Linked DNA regions of Homo sapiens: regions 2, 3, 4, 5, 6 and 7 are each linked to region 1. A link is a loop called in an ENCODE intact Hi-C map of the cell type or tissue named here. Cell type or tissue: PC-3. All regions are shown on one strand.

Region 1 (4,000 bases):
AGATCTTCGTCGTCAATAGCAGTCTGCAGTGTACCAGAGCAGAGTTTAAAAATCACCTTAGGTATGTACAAGCCTCCTTTCTCATGTAAGTATTATAGAATGAGAATCTAATAAAGAATGTTACGTGTATATTCTAAACTGCGTATTGCAAAGTTTCATCATTAGACTTGAACTCAGTCAACTTTAACAACGACTACCAGCAGCCCCTTTCAATTAATCTGTTCATACATTACTTTTCCATATAACTAAGCTAGTTTGGAGTTGAAAAGGAAGAAAAATGTGTTTGAAACCACTGATTCTTTTTCATTCATTTTCTTCCAAATTAAAGGAAATGACACTATGTTTATTCCAATATTTTAATAAAATTTTCTCTAAGATTTAAAAAAATATACTACTCTGAATGTAGGTTGGTATTTTTTTTAAAGGTTGCATTATAAATCAAAACTCCTAAAAATAGGAGTTTATGGTGGGATTGACAGTATTTTAACTTTAAAGGCATGAGGGTGTCCTTTTACAGAGGCCTAAATCAAATACAGAAAAAAGTGATGTGTTGCCAGGATGTTCAATGCACTTTCCTTTAATTGCCATATATAGTTAATAGCCTGGTCATTTTTTTCTAAATAAAATAAGTCAGAAAGTTGCAAGCAACTCGATTACACAATATCTTACCATGCAACGTATCAAAAACAAAGAATTTAATCGTTCTGTGGTCTGGGTTGAATTCAACACTGAAATCTTTTCATTGAACTTCACAGCAACAAAGAATTTCAGACTTTCAGATGACCATCTTTGAAGTTGGATAGAACTCTGACCATATTACGATTGTCTGATACTGAAAAAGGACAAAGTACAGAATCCAGTATTCCAACCAAGATTTGGGCTGATCTGAGAAACTGGAGAAAAGTACTGTGAAGGAATTGCAGATATAGAATGACTGGATAGGTCATTTGATCTTGCTTCTGAGACTGAACTTAAAAACCTGTTTCAGATTAAACAGCATTTCATTGCTTTCTTTTTTCTTTTTTTCACACAAAAATACTCCTACAGATTAAAAGAAACCATCAGAATGGAAGTAAAAGAATTATGCAGTATATATTATATCTACATAGGTCCGGAAAGTTCCTGAAATTTACTCAAGCTTTACTCAAAATATTGACACTATTTAGTATCAAACCAAACTCCGGGAGTACACAGAGGGCCTTCCTACAATGCATGTGATCAGGGACAGCAATGATCTTATCCCATAATATATCACAAAACAGTGGAAAAAAATCATCTCATATTTTTAGAAATCATGCTCTTATTAGCTCAAATATATAGTTTAGGCAGTCAACATTTTGTGGCTTCCATCATTTTCAAAGATTATGCTGCACAAAATTGTATAGAGAGTATTTTGACTTACACATTGACTTTTTTAAATATAGGAGTGATTGTAGCAATAGCATTGATTGTAGCTTTAATTTACATTATCAAGAAAACTACACCAAATAAATTCAAATTATATTTATATAATTTTGATATAAATCTTGAATCAGATAAGTCTCAACATTTAATAAATGTTTTTACCACATTAATTTGCATTTTAACAGTATTTTCCGCACAGAAAATCTGTGATGCATATTTAATTATGGCATGGAATTTTTTATTATACTTTCTTATGTAGTTTAGAATATATAAAATTAAATATAATTATACTTTTGTTCACAGAATAATTTTAAATGCTATTCTTCATTAATGGTCAAAATATTAACTGCTAATTATTGAAAAATTCAAATTTTTATCTCAAGAAGTAAATTAAAAATACAGAAACTGAAAAGTATACAATAAAATACTTAAATACATAATTTTAGAGGTTGTGTGAAAATAGTGTCTTTATTTGAAATATTCTGAAATAAACATTTTTTCAAATGTTTAAATAAATTTTTTTTAAATAAACTTAGAACATGTAATTAGATGAAGCAAAATCAATGATACATCAAATTACATGCACATCATCAGAGGAGAAATAATTGTATCAATGTAAAAAGCTAAACCTAAAATAACAAAACTGGTAAAATTTTGTTCTTATGACTCCGGAAATATGCCATCACCACTTTATATTTATTTTTATTACACGTGTTTAATTTTCAATTAGTTAGACTATTATTCATTCTCTTACAATTAACACCGAGCTTAAGAGTTTGAACTAAAAAAAAAAATCACCTAGCTGTTTCTAATGACTTAAATTCATTATACCTTCAATTCTTTTTGAAACTGAAATTCTTCGCGATTAGAAAGCCAAGTGTCCTGAGAATATTTTTGCTTAAATCTAGTCCAATTTCTGAAACAATATAAATACACAAAAATATGCCATACATGCAAGGTACACGTTCTTAAAGAAGCTGGAAGCTTCGCTGAACTATCTTGGGACAAGAACTAAGCAGGGAGCAGAACCGTGCTGGCACCTAGTGGCGGACGGCGGTAGGACAGTTGTCTACCTTGGCTCTCAGGCACGTTGGGAGAACACATTTTAATTATTTTAATCTATGCTTTCTATCACACATATTTGAAAGGAAGATAAATGAAAAGTATCTGGAGTAATTAATCCTAACTATGCAACCAAATGTTATGATTTTAATTTTATGCAAGGACAGAAAGAAAATTTGGAGGGGTAGAAGTGGTGGAGAGGAAAAAGACCAGCTGTGGTGAAAAATATAACGTGGTGAAAAGACTTGTGCAATTTTCTTTTCCCTTGATATGTTCTGCCAAAGCTGGTCACACTAGTCTGTTCTCCATCAAGCAAAGAATTTTGATGAAATCAAGTGACCGGCTGTTTGTGAAGTTCAGTCTGTATTTGGGACATAAGTAACCAAATAGTACTTATACTACTTATACACTAAATTTGGAGTTTTCAAACTAAAATATTATGTGCAGAGGTATAGTTATTTTTCCTTCATGGCACTTTTTAGTAGGAGGGTAAATTTAGATTTGAGCCCCTCCCCTAGTCCACCCCCATCTTTTGGGACTGGGGAAGGTATGGTTCCAGTAGAGAGCTGCTTCTGCCTTAGAAGGCAATGAGTCAGAAACGCAAATCTGAGCAAAGGCGGAATTACTACTACATGCCAGAGAGAGTCACACATCAGTCAAGTCCACCAAGTGAACTCTATAGTCTTCCCAATTGTGAGACTCTATGATTTGCTGAAGAAAGAATTCTATTATATTTTCCTACATAGGGAGATAGATTTTAGTCACTGTCCCTGTGTTTAAGACTGAGTCTCACTCTGTCACCCAGGCTGAAGTGCAGTGGTGCAATCTCAACTCACTGCAGCTCTCTGCCTCCCGGGTTCAAGTGATTCTCCTGCCTCAGCCTCCCGACTAGCTAGAATTACAGGCACGCTCCACCACACCCGGCTAATTTTTGTATTTTTAGTAAAGACACCCTTTCACCATGTTGGCCAGGCTGGTCTTGAGCTCCTGGCCTCATGTGATCTGCCCGCCTTGGCCTCCCAAAAGTGCTGGGATTACAGGCATAAGTCACCGCACCTGGCCCTAGGCTTGTTTTGTATCATGTCTTAGACATGTAGGGGTTTATTTCAGAGCACACAAATGAACTATTCTAAGTATTCACACTATTGGAGGGCTGCTTCTGTCCCTCTGAGTCCCTGCCCTGCTGCTATATGTAAGACCAAGATGAACTGCCCCTGGTAAATCGGTCCTTGTGAAAGTCTGGGGAAATGCCAGGTAACCCAGTGACAGTTCCACTTGGCTCTTTGTAGCTTACACAGTACCAAACCTGAGAGAGCACTGCAAAGTCAGGTCAGGAAGGTTTCGCCAAGGCTTGGAAATAAGAACAGGGTATGAGTCTTATACCACCTAACTGGGCCTTCCAGTTAGCAAGAAGCCTTTGTTTAAAAAGCTGGCTAAGAAACCTCCTAGTAACATATTTCCCTGTAACAAGTTTAATTAATTAATTGAAAAAATACATAGTAAAAGATGTTTATATTAAATATAAAATTATCAC
Region 2 (4,000 bases), 190 kb before region 1:
AGGCAGAAAACACATGAATGAAATAATGCCAGGTCAACATTGCTCATCATGAGGGAAATGCAAATCAAAACCACAATGAGATGCCATTTTACCACTATTAGGACAGTTATTACAAAACAAAAATAAAGAAATCCTAGAAAATAACAAGTGTTGGAAAAGATGTGAAGAAATTGGAACCCTTACGCATTGCTTTTGGGAATGTAAAGTGGTGCAGCTGCCATGGAAAACAGCGTGGAGGATCTTCAAGAAATCAAACATAGATTTACCATATGATCCAGCAATTCTACTTCTGGGTATATACCCACAAGAAGTGAAAGCAGAGACTTGAACAAATATTTGTACACCCATGCTCATAACAGCATTATTCACAATAGCCAAAAGGTGAAAACAACCCAAATATCCATTGATGTCTGAATAAAGAAAATGTGGCATATATAAACAATGGGGATATTATACAGCCTTAAAAGAGGTTCTGACACATGCTATAACATGAGTACACCATGCTACATGGAATAAGCCAGACACAAAAAGACAAGTACTGTATTGACATGGTTTGGCTGTGTCCCCACCCAAATCTCATCTTGAATTGTAGCTCCCATAATCCCCACATGTTGTGGGAGGGGCCTGGTGGGAAGTAACTGAATCATGGGAGCAGTTACCCTCATGCTGTTCTTGTGATAGTGAGGGAGTTCTCAAGAGATCTGATGGTTTTATAAGGGGCTTTCCCCGCCTTTGCTTGCACTTCTCCTTCCTGCCACCATGTGAAGAAGGACGTGTTTGCTTCCCTTTCTACCACGATTGTAAGTTTCCTGAGGCCTCCCAGACATACTGACTATAAGTCAATATATAACCCAGTCTTGGGTATGTCTTTAGCAATGTGAGAACGAACTAATAAATGTATGATGCCATTTCTATGAGGTACCTAGAATAGTCAAACTCACTGAGACAGAAAGTAGAATGGTGGTTGCCAGTGGCCAGGGGAGAGAGGTTTAATGGGTTCAGAGTTTCAGTTTGGGAAGATGAAAAGTTCTGGAGGTGAATGACGGTGATGGTTGCACAACAGTGTGAATTATTGAATGCCACTGAAGTGTATACTTAAAATAGCTAAAATGGCAAATTTTATGTTATGTGTATTATGACATAATAAAAAATAACAGAAAGTGAAAAGATATAAAAACAATAAAACAGGAGAGTAACTGGTTGCTCTCGGAATGGAAGGAAGCTACTAATTCCAATTAGGTTTCCAGGAAAGGACCCACTGAGAAGATACTGGCTGAGCTAGGAAGCCTTGTGTTTAGAAGAGGTATAATCTATCAAAAGGAGAGAGAAAATTTAAAAATGGAGAGTTTGGGGAACATATCACTACATCTTAAGAATCTCAGCCATCACTTTATAAGCTTTAGCTTTCCTTTTCATGTAAAGGGCATAGAGAAGCCATGATTTCAAAGGCAGTTTCTTGGGATGTTCTAAAATTTAATTGAAAAAATATTTCATGTTCTCTAGATTCATTCCTCTCCCTAAAGGGAAGTTAATGCTTAGTAGTTGCATACTGTAAAGACATTGATGATTTAAAACTAAATCATTTGACAAAATCCACCAGAAGCAAAGCCAATATTTATAGAATTTCAGAACCATAGCACTTCTGAACTAGAAAGGGCCCGTCACAGCTCTTTAGTCCTCTCCTCTGAAGCTTGATTTCTCTCTATAGTGTATCCACCAAGTTGTTACCTGGCTTCTGATGAGGCACCTCTAGATGGCAGGATCTCAGAACATTCAGGGTTTCCATACAATCTTGAGATGGCTCTCTCACTGGGGACAGAGAGAGAGAGAGAGAGAGAGAGAGAGAGAGAGAGAGAGAAAGAGAGAGAAAAAGCGAGCAGATCAAAGAGAGATCAAAGTGATCCTGCTTTGATCCCAGATCCATTTTTTGGAAACTTTTACCTGATTCTATTCACCAGGCTAATTTTATGTATCAACTTGACTAGGCTACAGGGTGCCCAGATATTTGGTCAAACGTTATTCTGAGTGTTTCTGTGAGGATGTTTTTGGGTGAGAGTAACATTTAAGTCAGGAGATGGAATAAAGCAGATAGCCCTTCATAATGTGGGTGGGTCTCATCCAATCAGTTGAAGGCCTGAGTAGAACAAAAGGCTGACCTTTCCTGGAGAAAGAGAAACTTCTCCAGCCTGAGCTCAGCCTTTAAACTGGGATATCAGTTCTTCTAGTTCTATAGCAGCTTATAGCCTTCAGACTGCAAACCTACCACTCTTCTACTTCCTTAAGGCTATATATGATAGAAAAAATAAGGTGGGTGGGTGAGGATAAATATCTTCCAAGTACATTAAAGGGGAAAAGGGAAGGGAAATAAGATTCGATGAGAGTTGCTTAACACACAATTTGATTTCATCTTTATTTACAGATGTGGAAACAAAGATTCTTGGAACCTAAGTAGCTTATCTACATAGTTAAGAAGTAATTGATATGGGACGGAAGCCCAGATCTCTCTGATCCTGAAGCCTGTGGTCTGTCCCCTGTGCCATATCACACAGCATACACACTGTGGGCACTTGAAAGAATTTCCAGAATGATATAAATTGATGGCACGAACATACAAAAGACAGTGCCCAAAAGAGAAAAAAAAAGAGATAAAAGTATAATACAAGGAAAAGTTAAATTTAATAGGAAATATGTTATTAATTTATCTACTTGTACTTTGTCTTCCTACAGAATTCAGTAATTTTCATAGTAATGCATTTTCACTGCCAGTAGCAAAATCGGTGGCAAAGGAAGAATAATTGTTTTCAGGAGAGCTAAGGGATGAGAAAAATTGAATTTAGAAAACTCAATACACAGTTAATAATCATCTTTAAAGTCTGAATTATGATGAAAACTGTAAATGCTCAGAAAATAGTAGAGGAAAATAAAAATTTAAAATTAAAATCACACAAACAATCTACAATTCTAAAATAAAGAGGAAAAGAAAATGAAACAAAGAATTCCACTTAGTTTGGACCCTTGAAAAACCATAGTCTAAAACCACACTCCCATTTATATTAAATAATAATGAATGAGGACAAATCTGGTATCCAACAACATTTTAGAAAAGTCTGACTCCAGTTTTTATCCAGCTATAGGGATGGAGGTTCCCTATTCACTGAAGAAGCAACAGTGTGATATCAGGGAAGAATTCAGTTATCACTCACCATGTAAAACCACCACTGTATTCAGAAAGTGGGCATTTTGCACATATAACATTTCCATGAACCATACATGTATGCACACAAGCACTCATGTGTGCACACACATATACACACTCACAGGCAAGGTGATTTTTTTCCTTCATCCCTGTCAGTGCCCTGTGGTGGCGGTCATTGATCTCTATGTGACCCAAACTCCCATGGGGCATGGCAATGCATCTGTGCTATGGCGACAAAGTTCAACAGCTCACACACTTGGATGCTATGGTAATATCAAATTGCTTTAACATTTCTAAACACTCTCAATTTCTGTGCTTATTGTGAACCACACTTTGACCACTCATTTTCTTCTGGAAATTAAAAAAAATCTATATATATCAAATATATGAACACATAGATCGTTTTTATCAACATAAGAGGAATCAAAAACAGATTAGTCCATTACTTGCCTTTTGTACTTAATTGATATCTTTCTTACTGGCCACCAGCTCCACAGCATGTTCCTGGTGAAGGCCTCAGAGCTCCACCCCTCCCTCTGGAGGCCAAGTGGGTCCATGTAACAGGCCTGGCATCTGTACCAGGATGGCAAATGAGAGGCTGGGACTCAGCACATAAAGTGGATTTTCTGCATGGCTGAGCCAAGTGCTTCCAACCATCCAGCCACATGTTTCTCTATATGGTCCTGGCAGCTATGGCTTAGGATAGAGCCAGAATTTGGCTTGATTTCTACACTGAAAAGCTTGATAGAATGCTGGGGTGGTGCCATCCCATAATAAAAGAGGTGGTTCCCTCAGACTGGCACA
Region 3 (4,000 bases), 290 kb before region 1:
TTTGTATTTCCGTGTCCTCAAGCATGGAAAAGAAAATCTGCCTTTGCCAGCAAGAAACAGCCAGCCCTACAGAGAACCTGAGCTAAGAGGAGTATCCTGTCAGCCAGATGTTTCATCTTGTCTGTGAGGGCATGTCTTTCTCCTTTGTCATTGTACCCCAGCACCTCACACAGTGCCTGACACATACCAAATTCTCAATAAATATGTGTTAAATATATGAGCGTGCTATTCTAGACTAACGAAAATGGGTACTTATGGCTCCTTGGGCAAAGCTTTAAAAGGGCAGCTATGCCTCCTCAGTTCAGCATTAAAGTGGCTGCATAATTACAGCAAGAAGAAACCCAGAGTTGTTCTGCAGAGCTAACTGGACAGGAGGATCCATCTCCTGCGTTCCACACTGAGATTCTCCCTTCACAGCCTTAGCTGATCTTAATAAGATGGGCTTATAGCAGCTTACAGGAGTGCAGAGGCAGAAATTAGCTAGCACTCTGCTATTTTTCTATTCAGTGCTCAATGACAGAGAAGCCCAAGTTCTCAAACTGAGTCAAAGATGAAGCCATAGAAAAGAACTCCTGAACGAGGTTCCCCTCAACAGTCTTGACTGTTATTACCATCAGAAACCTAACTCAGAAAACTGTGCTTTCTATATTTCTGAGAAGTTTTGTTCCCTCTGTCTGATCTAATTTCTTTTTTAAATGTTACTCTGAAAAAAGAACGTCTAACCTCTTTGGCATATACAAGAGGAAAGGGTCTCCCCTTTCCAGTGGTGGTGTAGAGAGCGGCTGGGTTCGTCCCTGAGGCCGGAGTGGAGATGACCGCAGCCAGGGTGGCCCTGCTCAAGTTGGGTCAGCAGAGCAAGGTTCCTTCCAGAGGGCTTGCCCCCGGGACAACTTGGAGCCTGCTTCTGGGGAGCCACACACGTCCTCTCCCACTTCTTGCTGGAGACTTGGGGACGTGAAGGGGGGGTTCTGTGATCCCGGAAAAAAAGTAACTTCTCTTGGTAGGTGATACTAGGCAGTTGCGTCCCGGGGAGTCCCCGCCTTTCTGCGCTTCCCCTGACGGGGGCACAGGGGCCGGCGTGCGTGTGTGGGTACGTAGCTCATCCCGGGGAGCTGGGATCCTCTTTTCCGCACTTGGGGAAGACGAATGCCGACCATTGGCTCAGACACCATACCACACAGGCATTTCTGGAGGCATTTCGCGGCGTTATTATGGGAAGTTGCGCGGACCGGGGCCTTCGCGCTACAGCCGAGGAGTCTCAGCGCCTGCCAGGCGGGAGCCGCACTTCCGGCGAGGTGTCTTCGGGAGGGGGCGCCACAGCCCGTGGCAGTGCCGGCCTCCCGCCTTAACCAGCCCGACTCCCGCCGCGCCAGCACCGTGGGGAGCGAGTGGGTCCCGCCCGGCCGCGGCCTGGACCTGGCAGCCGGGCTTCGTGGGCGCTCTGAGCCGTGGCCCGTGGCGCGGGGTGATCCTTGTGCCTGGCGCCGGCCTCAGAACCCCGTTTACGGCTTTCCGCGCATACGGAGGTTGCTGGGGACCCCGACACCTGCGCGCCCTCGACTGGGGCCCGCTCCAGCAGTGAAGACCCAGGCCCTTCCCTGGGCCGTGGCTGCTCTTGGTGCCTCATGGGAGCGCCCGGGGTAGGGACTCGGCTAGTGACCTGTAGGACATGAGGGGCGAGCTGGGAGCCGATTCGCCCACGGCGTCTCCTTCGCCATGGAGGCCCCCCACCCATTCCACTCCGGGGTTGCGGCCACGCACCATAAGAGCACCTTCAGGTCTGAGCTCTTTAGGGGTGGGAGTAGGCAGTTCGTGAGTCCGGGAAGGCCTGCGGGGTTTCCCGCCTGCTGCGGACTTAGCGTGGGGCCGACCGGGGCTGGCGAGGGCTGGCGAGGACTGGCGGGGACCCGCGGGGCTGAGCCAGCTCTCGCGAAGCCCTCAAGTGAGGAACGGCGCTTGTGGCTGCGCGCTCTCCGCAGCCAAGTTGCAGGGTCCAGCAGGGGCTCAGGTCCTGTTCCCTCCGCAGATCCCGGATCTAGGGCTCTAGTGGTCTCGGCCGGAGGGAAGGTGACGCGCAGTGGGCGCAGACGCAGAGTGCGGGGCGCCGAACGTGGGAAGGAGCGGGTTCAGCGCGCTGGTGAGAGTTTCAGGAAATCCGGGAGAGGGCGGTATTTACCAGTCCCTTCCCCGAGAGCAACCAGGCAAATCGGGGAAGGTTAGAGGTGGGGGACCTGCCTGAGCCGGGACAAAAAACTTTGGAGCTAGGGCCTTCTAACCCTGGAGACTTGCCGACTCCGGGGCGGGCTCTCGCACTCAAGTCCCGAGATGGGATGATTTTCCAACTTTCGTCCAGCCTCTCCTTCCGCTCCCGCCGCTCTGCTAGCACTCCCGCACTCTCTCCCTGGGTCACAACCCTCGCCTGCGGAATACCTGTCTGAAGGGCGCGTCAGTAGAAGCTTCGTTTCATACTACCTTTCTTACTGTTCTCTTCATCTAAATCGCAGGACATTATTCTCGGCTTCATTTCCACATAGCATTCGGCAGTGGACAAGGAGTAGGCGGACCCGAACCTGAACCTGACAGCTGATGCCGTGAAGTGGACACTTGAAGTTCTTGGTTTGGCTTTAGGGAGCGTTTAGGGAATGTGTTAGGCAGCAATCGGGCAAGCATGAGCTGTAGCCCAACCCTTCCCTCCGTGGGAAAATTCAAGTTAGGACGCAATGCGAGGCCTCTTAAATCTTTAAGATCCTCGGGTCAGCTCAAAGAGTCTTTAGCAATTCGTTGTTTTGTCTTGAGACCATTATCGGTCCCTAAGCACCTAATTATTTAATGGCAGCCCTCTGGGTATATCGGGTAGACTGATAGGTCTTATCTAACATTCAAACACAAGTTTCTGGAGGAAACTCTCATCTGACTTCCTCCTTTCCCACCCGCCGCCCACTGTCATTTATTTTATTAAATGGAACCCATTTAAAATCCAAATTTATAATTATTAAAAAGCAGTCTTATTACATATTCTTGAAGATTTGGTTGTGTACGATCATTTAATCATGTAGTTTAATTTCTGTGTTGTTCCCACATTGCCAACTTGATGGAGGAGAGCAGACCCGAGGACTTTTCAACCTCCAATAAAAAAGAAGAGGACTTTATGGCTGGGGTGAAAAGGGGCTGGTGAGCTACGACAATGGGGCAGCATAGCTTTACTATGTGCAAAAGCATTCAGACACATGGCGACCCTTTTGCAATAAAACTTTATTGATGATCGTTTGAAAGTTATGGCAACTCCAAGGTTATAAAACTTGTCATAAAATACCAAGCAGTCATTAGTTTACCTGACCTCATTTCAATATAAACTTCCACAAAACATTTTATTTTGTTCCTTCTTATAAGTGGAGAAAAGAAGTTGAAGAGGTTAAATACAGCGGCCCATTATTGAGGATCCAAAATCTGCAATTTGACACTCTGACCTTCATCCCTGCAAATAAAGCAGTAAAATTTACATTTTATTCTTTAATGTTCCGTTATTGCAGAAAAGTTAATAGTGTGTAAATGTTATTGTAGAAAAGATAATAACAGCTATGTTTTAGTTCCAACTGCCCATTTTTAGCACATAACCTGTGTTTAATTTTGGATGGAGACTTTTTCCTCTTTGGAAGATTTGTAAGATATATTTAACAATTATTAAAGAATATTTGCTCCCCGAGCTATGCAATAGAAGTCTAAGAAGCAAATGGCCACATGTTGTCATGTGACCTGAAGAGTTGTTCAAAATATTCAATTAGTATTTACAGCTATTGAGAGGTTAGATGACTAATCACTACCTCTTGCCACCCTCAGTCATGAGCTTAAAGAAAGGCAGCTGCCCTGAGATTGGCACGTACAACTATACTACAGAAAATAACCCAAACTGATGTTCCAAGAAAGCTCCAGGAGATAAACTGGAGTTTGTCAAAATCATCATTTCTGGTCCAACTGTATGAGTGGACTTAAACCATGGATC
Region 4 (4,000 bases), 170 kb before region 1:
GTAAACACAGCTGGTCCAATAGCTTGAGTGGCAATGAAATACAGTGCCACGGAAGAGATGGGTTCATGGGTGACGCAAGGACTCAGACGCTCTTGTGCAAAAAGCCCAGAGGCCACAGTTTGTCTACTCCTGACTATGAGGACAAACTTGAACTCTCTAGAGAAGAGTTTCTCTCTTGCTAAACCATATAGTTTTAGAACTATATATAGTTTATTAGATTTCCCAGACAAGCAAAATTTCAAAACATTTGGGGGACTTTTATATAAAGTTGCCAACTTTTAATCTTGCCAAGCAAGAAACATAAAAAAAAAAAAACTACTGTCTCCATCATTTTATTAAAAGGGCATTTTAACATAAAAATATTAATAAGGAATAGCCCTTTAAATTGAATACATCTGAGCTTTACAAAAAAACTCCATCTTCTCATTTTGCCCTGTACCGAAGAACATTTTGTACACAGACTCTGGTGTCTGGGCTCATTGGGCCTCATCTGTGTCTGATAATTGCTGATGACCAACGAACAGAGGTCTGAGCTCGCGAGCAGCATAAGGTGGGGCACACCATTTTCCTTGGGGCCAACGAACAGGAAAGTTTGCCAAACCCTAAGATTTCACATTCCTAGATTGTGCCACTTCACGGCCACAGCTGGGCCACAGAGCACTGCTTACAGGCCATATGGACTCTGTCAGGAGCAAGTTTTGCCCCAAAAGCCTACATAGGAAGTGAAAAGGGAGAGCTCTTGTAGCCTGGCACTCAGCAGCCATATTTCAAGTGTAGCAGAAGCAAAACAAGGGAAAATTTTAAATTTAAAATCTCATTCAGACCTTCCAAAACACGTTTGTAAATCCTTGATATTTGCAAGGGCTAAATCCTGAGACATAAAAAAATCTCCAAATCCGTGAACATGGAGATATTTGCACAGGCTTCTGGCTTTTTCCAAGAATGATTTCTTTTGAAACATATGCATTTCCAAAGTCTATCTCTTCCCACACCAAGTCAATGTTTTTGAAAGATTTATTCATGTTTTATCTTTCATAGGATGACTACTTTTCTTTTTCATAGAAATCAAGTTTTTAATCACCCTAAGAGTTAGTGCTTATGTGAAGAGCAGAGAACAAAAAAAATCTGATTGGAGAGGGATGTTGGGCGGCTGACTAGGCTAACACACTAGCTCCTCAATCACTCCCTAACACTAGCTTCAAAGTACATATGATTCGAATTTGAACCTCAGCAAAACTGCCAATTAACACATCACAAACCTTCATGGTCGATTGCAAATATTCAAAACCTAGAGTGTTAAATCTGTGAATACCAAGGCTCCCCTGCATAGTTCTCTGGCAGTTCAGTGTTACATAATTTGGGGTGAGAAACCCAGGTTGCTGTTGGGAATGGTAACAATCAATAACTACATCTTCCTTTGTTGCAATTCTAAGCACAGTAAAATAAAAGCATAATATGTTTTTAAAAATGAACATACCGATTGCCTATACAAATTGCCTCATTTTCACTATGAACTGGCTTGGTGATAAATGGAAATTATGAATTAAGAGATTGGGAGATTGCTGAACACCGTTCAGAAGAAAAAGATGGTGAAAGTTCTCTTTTTCTGCTGCAGTACTATGCTAAAGAAAAAATATCTCACATTTACCAGCATTCTTGAGGATTTCATGTTCTTTCAAAATAAACTTAAAATACTTTGCTTGGTTGCATGCACGATGACAGATTTCGAGAAGGAAAAAAAAAAAATCAGCTACCAGCCACTGGGTGGCTAAACAACCATGTAGAATGTTGTGTCTTCTCAGCTGTGAGTGATGAGTCAGACCCGTCAGACTCTGCTGTGATAAGGGCCTGCCATCTAGGGCATCTCACATTACCAAAGCCATATCAATTAACATTCATCTGGGAGGACCCCTAAAGGCTTATAACTGATAAGCCACAACTAGAATATGTGATGGAGAAAGACTCTGTGCTTGTCTCATCCTCAGATTTCTTTGGTCTCAGAGAGAATATGTTCAAAAGTTTAAAATGCAAAAACAACATGGATCTATTGAGTATTAATTTGAAATCTAGAACTGTATTTTGAATAAGGTATAAAAGAAGAAAAACAAATGATCCTTGTCTTAAAAGAGCCCAAAATCTTGTTGTGTTGACAAAAAGCAGCATACTAACAGCAAATATAATAGTAACATTTTCTGAATTACTATTTACTGACTCACCAGAGATCCACCAGTGCAGTTTTGCTTAATCCTCATGATAACCCTATGTGGAGAGTTCTCACGTTGTCAACAGGATAGAGATGAGAAGACAGAGGCTTAGAGAAGTTAAATAACTTACCCAGCCAGGTCTCTATGACTCCAAAGCACATGCTCTTGCCCATTACATCATCCATTATAGATACATACATCCATTCATAATGGTAGGGAAAAACGGAATTGCAACAAGATGATGGTTCAAAGGTATTCACGGATGCTTTTTGTAATGAATACACATGAGTTATGTTTCATGTCCATCTGATGGACATTTGTAGATGTCTTGAGTTAATATGTCTACTTCTGCTGAGCAGATGAGAGGAATTCCCAGATACCAGCTCCAATGCCACACTCCTTCCTCTATGGAGGGAACTTCTAGGAGTGCTTTCTTTGTGTTCCCCCAATAGCACGTCCCCTTTTACCATTTATTCAGTGATTTATGTAGTTGTTATAATTCTCTATTAGACTGCAAGCTCTTGTACAAAAAGGATTTGGTTGCTTTCTTAATATTTAGCAAGTGTTTTATATATAATAGAAACTCGACATTTGTAAATGCTAGTGGTCTAATCAATTACTCAGCAGGTATGGGGAGTAGTCAACTAACATGTGCTCTTGGTTTCTTTGATTATATTTTAAGTTTCTGCAAAGTGCTTCAGCTTATGTGTTAGCAGATATTCCATGTGACATTGCAGAAACTATTCAAAAAGTTTATTTCTCAGTACTTTTCCTGAGATTACTTCTGGGAAAGCCAGTATGAGGAAAAGAACTGATAGATCGTTAGGTAGATTTTGATAATATATTCTGGACTCCAAATTCTAAGATGAACAGAAGGCTTTATATCCATCTTATTAACACAGGTTGAGTTTATTTTAGAGACTTTTTTTTTTTAAGACAGGGTCTCTGTTGCCCAGGCTGGAGGGCAGTGGTGTGATCAAGGCTCACTGCAGCCTTAATCTCCTGGGCTCAAGGATCCTCCCCCTCAGCCTCCTGAGTAGCTGGGATGACAGGCATGTGCCACCACACCCAGCTAATTTGTTATTTTTTGTAGAGAACAAGGTCTTGCTATGTTGCTCAGGCTGTAGAGACTCTTTTTAAATGAAAAACAAAGAGGTAAAATAAGGACTCGGATTTCTTACCTTAGTAATATATATTGTGTTGTGTCAATTCTCTTGTCATTTTATTTACACAAACTGATACAAATTAAAGCAAAAAGCTAATGTTTCTATTTTAGAAATAACGACAATTTAAAATATTTTAATAAAAGTCTAAAAACTTTTGAATTAATTCCAGTGGTACTTATGTACAATATAATTTTAATCACTTTTATAGCATAATAAAATTAATAAGTATAATAACAGTAATTACACACTCATTCTTATCTTCATGAGATGGTATTCCCTTCACTCAATAGTTGCATATGGAGAATTCTGTAATTGCTTATTTCCAAAGAACTGTTTGAGTAGAACTTAGTCCCATAGGACTTATAAAAAGAAGTATGTTCGCTTTACTGAAAGGGTGAGTGCTTGCCACTCAGGAAATCAATATAGAAAAGGGGAAGAATAGAAACTCAGTCCTGTGTTTAAGCTTGGTTCCCAGAATATTTAGATAGATTCACTCTTATGAGCTACACACAATAAGAACTGTCTAAAGTAACCAGGGAAGTGAAGTTTGTACAGCCCTCCCGAAAAAAATCGTTTCCCAGCTAATTTATATAATATTACAAATTGACAAATAGTTAAGGGCTTCCCAAA
Region 5 (4,000 bases), 210 kb after region 1:
TTATATTGATTGTATGTCAGATTTCTATTATAGAAAGCAAATCATACTATTTAGCATGAGATCATCTTCATTTAGATACACCATAGGTCAAAACACAGATGTTTTGTCTTCATTGTTGCTCTGAGAAACTATGATTCCTACAAGAAACATTCCCTCCACCATCAGTAAAATAAGATGCTATGAAAGAGGTCAAAGTATTTGACGTCTAAATCAGAAGGTATTTTCTTTACTTCTGCCATATTTCTATATGGTTACATGGGGATATATAAGCAAAACAGGTCTCAATGAAATTGAATTGCTTTGTGGCAAATGCATTGAATAAATATACATTTATTGAGCAGCTACTATATTCAAAGCACTGTGGTAGGCCTGGAGATACAAAATAAACATGACTTGGTCTCTTCCTTAGAGGGGCTCACTCTTCATAAGACTTAAAAAACAAGAAATAGATCCAATGCACTCTTTTAAACTAATAACAAAAAATCAAGGAAAAGTAAAATAGATGCTTGTGAAAAGCCTCTTTGCAGAGTGAAATGGAATACTACATATTATGTAAGCATACCAATGAAAACATTATCAGTATATATAATGCTGGATGACGGCTATTTAAATATCCAAATTGAATGAACAAATGATGGCTCACAATAGCCTCAACCTCCAGGGCTCAAGCAATTCTCCCCACTTTGGCCTCCCTAAATGCTGGAATTACAGGCGTGAGCTATCTGTGCCTGCCTAGATGATCCATTTTTTGACTATGGAAGATATGAAGCCAACAAGAATCACATAGACATCATTATCACCACTGTTTTTTTTTAACTTAGATGCCAGTGCCTCTACTTTTCTCTTTTTCTTCCCTTCCTTGCTTCTTGTTGAACTTCTAATCTCCAGCTATGAGCTCAAAATACAAGGTATACACCAATGCAGATGTCCATGAACACATGAAAGAAACAGAAAATCTACTGTCACTTTCTTGATGCTTTATGAGGCAAACCTAATGAAACTATATTGCTCTGTAAAACAAAGTTGCTTACCATTTTCATATCATATTCCTATTTCAACTTTACAGAATATAAATTAAATGTTTTCTTAGGGCAACTAAAAACTGCTCCATCAAAAAAAAAATCCGCTAGGGCCGGCCACGGTGGCTCACACCTGCAATCCCAGCACTTTGGGAAGCTGAAACCCCATCTCTACTAAAAATACAAAAATTAGCTGGGCATGGTGGTGGGCGCCTGTAGTCCCAGCTACTCAGGAAGCTGAGGCAGCAGAATCGCTTAAACCGGGAGGCAGAGGTTGCAGTGAGCTGAGACAGCACTACTGAACTCCAGCCTGGGCACAGACTCAGGCTGACTCACAGAGCAAGACTCAAAAAATAAATAAATAATCACTAAATAGTCTTTAATATTTCTTATATTTAGTACAGTACCTTCAATATTCATCCTCCTTAGAACTATCTTGAAATCCCTTAGCTGTATACATTTCTCATTAAGAGAGAAAAAATAATTTAATTTAGTAATTATTTAAAAATTTTTTAAAGACATGGGAAAGTTATACTGCCATCTTGTGGTTAAAGTTTGATTACAGAAGCAAGCACTTCTGGCATTTCCCATTCATAAACCAAATCCACAACATAATATGTATCATACTTAAAACTTTTTCCTTACAGAAGGAGTAGGGTTGAAGGAAAAAAATCCTGTTTAGAACTTACATTCAAGAAAAATTATTATTCATACATATACCCAATTTCTTATGTTAAAGGCCACTGAATTAAAACAAGAAATGGCATTTGAGTCCCAGATACATAAATAAAACCTACGTGTTTGGCACTGTAGCTCCTGTTTAGAGATGTTTATAATTTATTATGACTATAATACATACCCTAGCCCTAATAACTTTGAAAAACAAAATTATGGAATCTAGGAGTTTCAGGTAATCTCTAAGATCTACAAGAAATTATGACATTTATCCTAAGCTTATCAATGATTTCTATTTTATCCAGGACTCTAATTCAAATTTTACGGCAAGAACCAACATAAAGAAAATAAATATTATACAAATAAAAACAGTTTCTTCCATCCCTCTTTCTTACTCATATACATAAACCCATTTTTCCATACATACACAGGTATGAATCACAATTAAAAGAAAAATTAATTCCCAAAGTACAGTCTGTATTTTTCAAGTGTAGAATTCTCTATGATCTATGCAAGGCAAAGATGCTTTGCAATAGTGGAATGTAATCAGAAGTTAACACACTTCTAGATCTAACTATATCTGCAGAAAGCTTTTCCTTTTAAAAAGAAAATAAAAAGCAAATCACCAAAATTATAGGAAGACAGCGCCATCTATAGGTCTGCACAAGTACAGAATAGTAATCTTAGTTTCAGATATAAATGTCCACTGTGATAAACTAGCCAATCAAATGTGCTGTCCTAGGCGGACGCTCCAAAATAATGCTGCTCATTCTCAGATCTCTGGAGAGGATCTTGCAATTTACTCCAAAGTGCTTTAACCTGCCTCTACAATCATGCCCCAAAATGATAGTGATAATAACAGCAATAGAAGCCTCAAGCAATCAGAACAAAAACTAATGTTTTTCACAATTGTATTATTCTGATTTGGCATACTTGATGGTCGATAAATATTGGTAACTTTTCAAGAAATATTAGCACATTGGTAGGTTCTCTCTCTCTCTCTCTCTTTCTCTTCATTCTGCAAAATTACTTTGGGCCATGATTCTATTTTAGGTGTCATCCAATTCTATCGAGTTCTATTGAATTTCATTCTTCTTTCTCCAAAGAGGAGGCTATACGTTCTCCCTACAGTAGTCTATTCTAGTTTTTACAGACATTAAATTACATGCGACTTAAGATTCCCTCCTTTTTCAGACAGGCCCCTCCTGTCCACTCTTGGGTTGCTCTCACTCTACTGAGTCACACCAGTATCTTATTAGTTGTGTGCGAATTCAGTTAACAATACGTGAGGGTGGAGGCTTGGCCCACTTCCTGACCAATTGCCTGTAGCATCTGGCAGAAAAAAAGATGCCGCATTAATGCCAACAGAGGCACTGCTGGTTAATATGGAGAATTTCATACTTAAGCTATGGCTGGCATTTAAAAATCTGCAAAAACAAGAAATGGACTTTTGTACAAGGGCAGACCCTGTTTGTTCATTAACACTCAAGTTCAAGAAAAAGCTGTGGTATTTAACATAACCAGAGAGAAAAAGAAGACTTATGGGGGCAATACTTGAAGGGGCTGCTTACCTGATTTCTCATTCTGCACACTAAGAGGCAGGGTGGAGTAATGGATGAGAGCTCAAGCTTTGAAAGCAAAGAGCAGAGTTTGAGTCTGTGTCTGTCATCAGCCTTGAACAAGATATTTAATTTCTCTGAGCTTCACTTTCCTCATCTTCAAGAAATTACAAATTGGCTCATGCCTGGAATCCAGCACTTTGGGAGGCCAAGGCGGGCAGATCACTTGAGGTCAGGAGTTCAAGACGAGCCTGGCCAACATAGTGAAACCCTGTCTCTACTAAAAATACAAATATTAGCTGGGCAGGGTGGCATGTGCCTGTAATCCCAGCTACTTTGGAGGCTGAGGCAAGAGAGACGCTTGAACCCAGGAGAAGGGGTTTGCAGTGAGCCGAGGTCACTTCACTGCACTCCAGTGTGGGCGACAGAGAGAAACCCCATCTCAAAAATAATAATAATAATAGAGATTATTTAAGCAAAGTAAGATGCTTTGCACATAGTAAGCATTCAGTAAATGTTAGCACTCAAAAGATAAGATTTATCTTACTTTTTAAAATCTTATCATACTTATTGACTATGATAGTTAGGAAGGATCTACCCAACCCAAACAAATATCCCAGGAAGTTCATTGTGACTTCTAAAGATGACAAAAAGAATGAATGAAAAGACTGAACTCAAAATAGAAATGAGAAAATGATAATTTGTTTGAAGGTCTGATATTAGTTTCAAAATATATCTCTGAAACAT
Region 6 (4,000 bases), 290 kb after region 1:
ATAGATTTGATTTGGTAAAATAAGTATCCTGACCAATAAAGAAAAGTTAATAGATTGAAAATGGTAAAGTTTCTAAAATAAGTCAACAATTTCATCAAACATCTTTACTGTATATAGCTTATTTAAACATATATATACTTTTCTAGGTATTGTGCAAAACAGGCACTAGAGACATGAATGAGTGCATTGTTAAATTTATAAATATTATTAAAAGATTAATTTGTGTGTGTATGTGTTTGAGACGGGGTCTCACTCTGTTGCCCAGGCTAGACTGCAGTGGTGTGATCTCAGCTCACTGTAACCTCCTCCCTGGCTCAAGTGATCTCTTACTGCAGCCCCCAAGTAGCTGGGACTACATGCGTGTGCTACCACACCCAGCTAGTATTTTTTGTAGAGACGAGATTTTGCCATATTGCTTATGCTGGTCTCAAACTCCTGGATTCAAGTGATCTATCTGCCTTTGGCCTCCTAGAGTGCTGGGATTACAGGTGTGAGCCACTGCACCCAGCCAAGCCCATTATTCATTTTTGCCACTAAGACTAAACTAACCAAAAAACAAAACAAAACCCAAAAAGCCCATTGGTTATATGAATTAACATTACAGAGTAGCAGACCAATTAACATTATTAAATTAAGTCAACAACATGAAGAGATATATACTTAAATTCCATATTGAGTTTATGCAGCGATGTAGAAATAAAACTATTAGGAGGAAAAATCTGTTACGGTCACTACTGATTATATACCTCTTTATGCTGGTGATTGATTTTAGGGGCTTTTATTAAATTAAATTTACATACTTTTTGTCATGATTCAAAAATGGGGTTTGACTCAAAGTTTAGTTACATTAAGGATTAAAATATTTTTACATTAAAACTATATATGTTACAAAAAGACTGCATGGTCTCATTTATATGTAGAATCTAAAAAAGTTGGATTTAGAAATAGGAAGATGATGGTTATCAGGGGCTAAAGGTTGGGGATGGGAGTGATTGGGGAGATGTTGGTCAAAGGAGACAAAATTTCGGTTTGACAGGAGGAATAAGTTCAAGAGAGCTATTGTAAAACATGGTGACTACAGTTAATAACAATGTATTATATTCTTAAAAATTGCTAAGAGAGTAGATTTTGTGTTTTCACCACAAAAAAGACATGTGAGATAATGCATATGTTAATTAGCTTGATGCACCCATTCCACAATGTATATTTCAAAACAACATGTTGTGCATAAATATGTACAATTGTGACTTGTCAAGATACATAAATATGCATTTAAAAATCATTATTAAGAGGTGAATTTTGATAATCTTAAACCTGCTCTAACAGGACTAAAAATTTTCACCGAATTTTTAAGAAATAAAAAAAGTTTTGCTATGTTATTTATTAATAGGAAAAGGTCAACAAAGTGTTGAGAAACGCTGCTTCTGCTTTTGTATATGTCTCTAGCTGTTTGTTATTGTGACCAGTGGAACTTTGAAGAGAGTTTTACAGTGATGCTTGCAGGGTGTTGCTCCATATCTCTATCTTGTGGAGTAGCTTTGTATATTTTATCATCTTCCTTAAAGGGACAGCGTGAATACTAAGTTTTTCCTTGGAGAAATCAGCTGCCACTTTTCTTTTTCCTATGGGAAAATTTTATAAGATGTTGAAGAAATCCCAAGTATTCATAAATATTACTTATCAAATGAGAAATTTTGGTCAGAATCTTGGTTAGGAAAAATGTGGGTAATTACATGTTATAGATGAAAAGCTGGGTTTTCTAAAAGTCAGTTTTGTTAGGTTTACTGCAAAATTAATAAAAAGGACTGATATATAAGCTTTGCAAAGTGAGTCTATTTCTCCAGTAGGTGGCGCTGTATACTAATGATATTGTGCTACTGCATGGCAAACAAGGGAATGCAGCCGATGAGATAATAATATTAAACTTAAGTAAACCAATATGTAGTACAATTCAATATTTTACCTATTCATTATGTAACTAGAGGCAAAATATAATTTTATTCCATATATCTCTATCTATCTATCTATATGTTATTTTCCGGTTATCTGTGGAGAATGTGTACAGTTGATTGGTGGAGTTAGTGAGTTTTTATTGGTCTGTCCTTACACTTTGAGTCAGTACTCTAATGACCAAGAAAATGTAAAAGATTTTATTAGTATTATTATTATTATTTTTGAGACAAGGTCTTGCTGTATCGCCCAGGCTGGAGTGCAGTGGTGTGATCACTGCAGCCTCAAACTCCTGGTTTCAAGCGATCCTCCCACCTTAGCCTCTGGAGTAATTAGGACTACAGGCACTCACCACCATGCCCAGCTAATGTTTTTATTTTTCATAGAGATGGATTCTCCCTGTGTTTCCCAGGCTGGTCTCAAACTCCTGGCCTCAAGCAGGACTCCTGCTTTGGCCTTCCAAAGTGCTGGGATTACAGGCATGAGCCACTGTGCCCAGCTAATATTTTCAATATACAGTTGAAATTATTTTAAATGGCTTGCACTCAATGATTTGCCAAAATAATGGAAGTTCTGCATTCCCACTGATATTAACATACTGACTGATTTCTATGGTGTGCTTGATACTAAGGCTAATAGATGAATGTCTTGTAGATACTTCTGCATTTACCAGTTGATTTCTCTACTTAAAAAGTAGTATCAGGTGTGTTTGTTCTCAAACCTGTTTATGCTAATTGTATCTGTGATCATAATTATATAATTATATTAAAGTAAGCTAATGGAAATTTCATTATAAAAAGCATTCTCTCTAGGAAAACTAAGATGAATGTTTTGGAACAATCAGTAAAGGTTAATCACTAAAAAAAAATTACTATCAAAGAGGTGTGAGAAAACTGAATAAAAGCCCTACAGGCCGGGAGTAGTGGCTCGCACCTGTTATCCTAGCACTTTAGGAGGCTGAGGTGGGAGCCTCGTTTGAGGCCAGGAGTTAAAGAACAGCCTGGGCAACATAGGGAGATCGTATCTCTACAAAAAATTTTACAAAAGTAGCCGGATATGGTGGTATGTGCCTGTAGTCTAAGCTACTCAGGAGGCTGAGGTGGGAGGATCACTTGAGCCCAGGAATTTGAGGCTGCAGTGAGCTATGACCACACCACTGCACTCCAGCCTGGATGACAGAGCCAAACACTGTCTCTAAAAAAAATTAAAATAAAAAATAAAAAATATTTTATTATTGTTTGGCATATAAATCATGCTTGACTTCTGCAGTGTACCTAATGTATACTGTTTTATAGTATACAATGTTATAAAGACACACTGTGAATACAAGTAATACCTAGAAAATAGAAGTTATAAAAGAAGTTACTAATTGAAGAATTATCACTCAGCTAATAAATTTTATACATCAGGGTTTATAAGGAGTTTTGGTTAAGGTATAGATCAGCTTAACTGTTTTCTTCACAGTGTACTCTCTGTCCCTTATTAGTATCTTGCTACACATGTTCAGTCATCTTTTTATAATTTGTCTCACATTTTTTCTCAATATTTTATATAAAAGGAGAAACATACTAGTATTCCAATGATCACCAGGACTTGAGCCATCCAATGGGAAAATGGAAATTGCAACTATATCTCTTCACAAGTCTTCTAATGTCATCTTACCCTTCTGACTATTCTTTTTCCTCTTCTGTCAACACATACTTGTACCTTTTAATATCCTCTTACCATTTTGACTATTATTTGTTCTTCTCTTTCAGCAATACTTGTACCTTTTTATAGTATTGATGGAGGCATTTACTTGCATGTGTCACTTTTCTAAGACCAAATTCACTTTTTTTCCTCAATTTTTCATAAGTATCATGTCAGTTGGGGCCTTTAAATCAGCCTGCCAACATATTTTCTAATTCTGGAGATCAAGCAAATTTGATTTTCATTTACTTCTTTTAATGAACCTGCAATCCCATTGCTATATCATGCTGCCAAGGCAGAAAGATTAAAATCTGGCCACTCTAAAATTCCCAGATTATACAGTGATTAAACTATTCAGTAG
Region 7 (4,000 bases), 180 kb after region 1:
AAAGAAATTCACATTATATTTATCTATGTAAAACTGAACTTGTCCCAGGGAACAATCCTGCTTTAACAGAAAGGATAAGAAAACTCAAAGAGTTTTGAAGTATTGGCTTTAAAAAAAAACAACTAAAACTTACTAAGCAAGAATAGTCATAAAATTTAAATCACTCAGCAAGCACTAAGCGAATACATGTTATATGTAAGACACTGTAAACTTCAATTTTCATAACACACAGCACATGTACAATACCCTCTCTCAAGATGAGCTTGGTACCACATATACAGACCTATGTCCCACTCCGGGTAGATAATCTTTCACTGGCCTCTTCTCAGTTGGAATTTACAATTTACTACCTTACAATGCATATACATTCACTTTGTGTGCATCTTACAACACTTAAGATACAATGGTACTACAAGGCATATTTGACTTTCTCTAACTTCAGCATTACATTTGAAGTCCTTGGACATGTTATTGAAAGCCCTTACTAGGCAGACCTTTCCAAACTAACCAGAACATATCCTTTTAATAAAAAATAATAGCTATGTTCTCATTTTCAAAGTTTGTGATTAAAACCTACAGTGAAAGAATCCAGCTGAGAAAAAATTTCCTTTTGGTTCAAAAAAAAATAATGTCATTAAATTTATCGGAACAATATGAAATGAAGATGTTGTTGTTGGGTCCTTCACTTATAATAGAAACCAAATATGCTTGCTGGCTTAGTTAAATCCACAAATTATTTGTCACATAACATTTCAACAACAATTTTGAACATATAAAAGTTAAGGTACCAAAGAAAATCCCACTGTCAATGATAATCAAACTAAACAACTACACATCTTTTTGTATGTGATTTAATTGCCCAGATTTCAAAGAAAGCCACATAATCTTATGAGTTAAAATATTTCTTTTTCTTATTTTAAGCATGGCAGGACAGCTTTTCAAAACATAACTTGTAGTATTGGGTGCCATTCCAACTACCAATTCAGATCCTTTGACATGGCGGCTCAGTTTGCTAATCTTGGCTTATACTTTTAAAAACAACTTACTACAACTTTACGTGGTAGCATTCTGTTTTTCTTATAGTTTATAGCTGAAAAATGTACTCTTTAATTACTCTTGATATTGACAAAGGGCACTGTGACTCATTTTATTTTTCAACATAGAGCTAAAAGGTACATGAATCATCCTTTTGAAATTTGGAATGCAGGCAAAACAGTGGCTGTGAATGGAGTCTAAGTAAATAATTCCTCTCATCATCTAAACTTTTTTTCAGGGCATCAGCACTAGAAAAAGTCATTTTCTTAGCAGTAGCTTATTGCCCTAAAAAAGAAATGGTGAAAAATTTATTCCCAGAGCACAGTTTATTTACCATAAGATGTGGCTCAGTAAAGTGTTTTGTATGTTGGAAATGTAAAGTTAATTCTTCCTGTCAAAGCCTTAGGAAAACAGGCACATCGTAAACATACTTTTGCATTTTAGAGCTGGCTCTCTTTATTTTAGAAGAGAGTTTTTTCTATACATCCCTTAAGTCGGCATTCTTAGATGTGTAGAAATGAGAATAAGTAATTTAATAGTATCCTGGTATGACAGATCTAATATAACATATACTAGAGTACGTTTTTCACTCTCCACATGGGAATACAAAGAGGGAGAGGGGGGAAGTGTAGAAAATAAAATCCCAAGAGATGAAACTGATACCTCTCTATGAAGAACTTTTAAGCTCCTTCAAATAGTGGGGTTAAGTCACTGCCAAGGCTCAATACTGCCATCTCCTTCCTAAATGCAGAAATACATAAGCAATCTGAGGATAAAAATACAGGATCACAAAGCAAAAAGTAGTTACTGGATACATAAAATTCACCAAACATAGTTTTTTTTTGTTTGTTTTTTTTTTTTGTCATTTTGGTAGGAAGTCCAATCACTAAAGATAGTTTAAAAACTTTATTAAATTAACAAATATTTTAAGACTACAAAATGATTCTTTTTTGTATGGATTCCCCTCCTCCCAAAAAGCTTAATTTATAGTTTAAATGATAATAGCCCTCCCCAGAAACTAAACCACCTTTGCAAAACTAATGAAAGGCCACCAAGTTAGGAGGATGGTAGGAACCCGAATTATACTAACGTACAGATGTAATGGATTACCAGCCATTATTCCAGAGGTCACAATATTTGCAGCTTCTCCAACCACTCCTGCAGATAACACCACTATTGTTAGAACCTAAGAATGGACTTTTGAGATGTCTTTTCAGGTTTTTGCATTTCTGACAACTGATGGCTCCACCCAGATCCACCAACAAGTCCTGTGGCCCCACCTAGAAGCAGACTCAGCAAACAGGAAGACCATTTTCCACAGCTCTGTGATTGTACCCCCAAACAATCAGCAGCTCCCATTCCCCAGCCACCTGCCTCCTCCCAACTATTTTTGAAAAACTCTAGCCTCCAAATTTTTAGGGAGGCTGATTTGAGTAATAATAAAACTCCGCTCTCCTGTTTAACTGGTTCTGAATATGTAAAGCTCTTTCTCTATTGCAGTTCCCCTGCCTTGATAAATTGGCTTTATCTGGGCAGTGGGTAAGAAGAACCCATTGAGTGGTTACACTATTATTGATAATAGTCCAACTTATTTTTCTTATTTTAAAAGATATTTAAGGATTGAGACAACTACTAAGGAAGTACATAAAACCAACCTTAAATTTAAGCAGAGTAATTCCCTGGACTATCTTTTCTTTAGGGTTTTTATACTTATTCCTTGACTCCCATGGTTTCCTTACCTAGTAATTGATTCCTGAAAATCCACCATTACAATAATTTTTTTTTAATTTAAAGGTTTTTTCAGAGGCATTTGAACCAGAGTGACTCCATCTTGAACACAGGCTGGGTAAAATAAGTCTGACACCTACTGGGCTGCATTCCCAGGAGGTTAGGCATTCTAAGTCACAGGATGAGATACAAGCTTAGCACAAGATACAAGTCACAAAGATCCTGCCGATAAAACAGCATGCAGTTAAGAAGCTGGCCAAATCCAACCAAAACCAAGATGGTGATGGAAGTGACCTCCAGTAATCCTCACTGCTCATTATACACTAATTATAATGCATTGGCTTGCTAAAGGACACTCCCACTGGCGCCATGACAGTTTACAAATGCCATGGCAACATCCAGAAGTTACCCTAGATGGTCGAAAAAGGAGAAGAAGCCTCAGTTCCAGGAACTGCCTGCCCCTTTCACAGAAAACTCATAAATCCACCCCTTGCTTAGCATAGAATCAAGAAATAACTAGGCCAGGCACAGTGGCTCATGCCTGTAATCCCAGCACTTTGGGAAGCTGAGGCAGGTGGATCACTTGAGGTCAGGCATTCGAGACCAGCCTGGCCAACATGGTGAAGCCTCATCCCTACTAAAAATACAAAAATTATCCAGGCGTGGTGGTGTGGTGGCATGGGCCTATAATCCCAGCTACTCAGGAGGCTGAGGCAGGAGAATTGCTTGAACCTGGGAGATGGAGGTTGCAGTAAGCCAAGATAGTGCCACTATACTCCAGCCTAGGCGACAGAGTGAGACACCATAAAAAAAAAGAAAAAAGAAAAAAGAAAAGAAAAGAACTATAAGCATAATCAGTTGAGCAGCCCACGCCGCTGCTCTGCCTATGGAGTAGCCACTATTTATTCCTTTACTTCCTAATAAACTTGCTTTCACTTTATTCTATATTCTATGGATTTGCCCCAAATTCTTTCTTGTGTGAGGTCCAAGAACCGTCTCTTGGGGTCTGGATGGGAACCCCTTTCTGGTAACCATTTCAGCTCTATTAAAATGAAAATAGCTCACAGAGAGGTAAATATGTAATACAGCATCAACTACAAAGATCTTACTGTACACTGTTCTCAGGTAGGGTGGCAGCAAGTTCCTACCTAAAGATAAAGGTGAAAATGATATGATATGATATCTGCCACAATGATACGAGTGGCAGAAGGAGATTCAATGTTCAGACTTTAGAAAT

The links. A loop is a pair of places that touch in the nucleus more often than their neighbours do. Peaks named below come from ENCODE experiments on the same cell type or tissue, not always from the same donor. Only the 100,000 strongest peaks of a DNase experiment are listed, where the experiment ranks them.
Region 2: a loop joins it to region 1, with 7 times the contacts of the local background. A loop is called at or near these places in 5 of 110 quality-filtered maps.
Region 3: it touches region 1 in a loop (8-fold over the local background); 58 of 110 quality-filtered maps call a loop at or near these places.
Region 4: a loop joins it to region 1, with 7 times the contacts of the local background. A loop is called at or near these places in 13 of 110 quality-filtered maps.
Region 5: it touches region 1 in a loop (9-fold over the local background); 18 of 110 quality-filtered maps call a loop at or near these places.
Region 6: it touches region 1 in a loop (2.7-fold over the local background); 4 of 110 quality-filtered maps call a loop at or near these places.
Region 7: it touches region 1 in a loop (9-fold over the local background); 12 of 110 quality-filtered maps call a loop at or near these places.

What each region holds. Positions count from the first base shown.
Region 1 is chr14:36,939,965-36,943,964 of GRCh38, forward strand. All of the region lies in intron 1 of SLC25A21 (solute carrier family 25 member 21), which reads right to left. Among named protein-coding and RNA genes, the nearest start is that of MIR4503, 10 kb to the right of the region's middle. In PC-3, CTCF peaks have their summits at 2,454 (motif pointing left) and 2,657; DNase peaks (open chromatin) are centred at 2,417 and 3,097; H3K27ac peaks cover 1,532 bases.
Region 2 is chr14:36,752,103-36,756,102 of GRCh38, forward strand. All of the region lies in intron 3 of SLC25A21 (solute carrier family 25 member 21), which reads right to left. Among named protein-coding and RNA genes, the nearest start is that of PAX9, 92 kb to the left of the region's middle. In PC-3, CTCF peaks have their summits at 1,751 (motif pointing right) and 1,984; no DNase peak of the experiment used is centred here.
Region 3 is chr14:36,645,963-36,649,962 of GRCh38, forward strand. No RefSeq gene overlaps it. Among named protein-coding and RNA genes, the nearest start is that of PAX9, 14 kb to the right of the region's middle. RefSeq lists an enhancer at 1,390-2,219. In PC-3, CTCF peaks have their summits at 2,164 (motif pointing right) and 2,365; a DNase peak (open chromatin) is centred at 2,189; H3K4me3 peaks cover 1,202 bases.
Region 4 is chr14:36,771,453-36,775,452 of GRCh38, forward strand. All of the region lies in intron 3 of SLC25A21 (solute carrier family 25 member 21), which reads right to left. Among named protein-coding and RNA genes, the nearest start is that of PAX9, 110 kb to the left of the region's middle. In PC-3, CTCF peaks have their summits at 1,743 and 1,945; DNase peaks (open chromatin) are centred at 1,809 and 2,269.
Region 5 is chr14:37,148,338-37,152,337 of GRCh38, forward strand. All of the region lies in intron 1 of SLC25A21 (solute carrier family 25 member 21), which reads right to left. Among named protein-coding and RNA genes, the nearest start is that of SLC25A21-AS1, 22 kb to the right of the region's middle. In PC-3, CTCF peaks have their summits at 1,568 (motif pointing left) and 2,340 (motif pointing left); a DNase peak (open chromatin) is centred at 2,364.
Region 6 is chr14:37,228,937-37,232,936 of GRCh38, forward strand. The region is part of intron 1 of MIPOL1 (mirror-image polydactyly 1); the gene reads left to right. Among named protein-coding and RNA genes, the nearest start is that of MIPOL1, 33 kb to the left of the region's middle. In PC-3, a CTCF peak has its summit at 1,843 (motif pointing right); a DNase peak (open chromatin) is centred at 1,865.
Region 7 is chr14:37,115,985-37,119,984 of GRCh38, forward strand. All of the region lies in intron 1 of SLC25A21 (solute carrier family 25 member 21), which reads right to left. Among named protein-coding and RNA genes, the nearest start is that of SLC25A21-AS1, 54 kb to the right of the region's middle. In PC-3, a CTCF peak has its summit at 1,761; DNase peaks (open chromatin) are centred at 1,177 and 1,737; H3K4me3 peaks cover 505 bases; H3K27ac peaks cover 2,022 bases.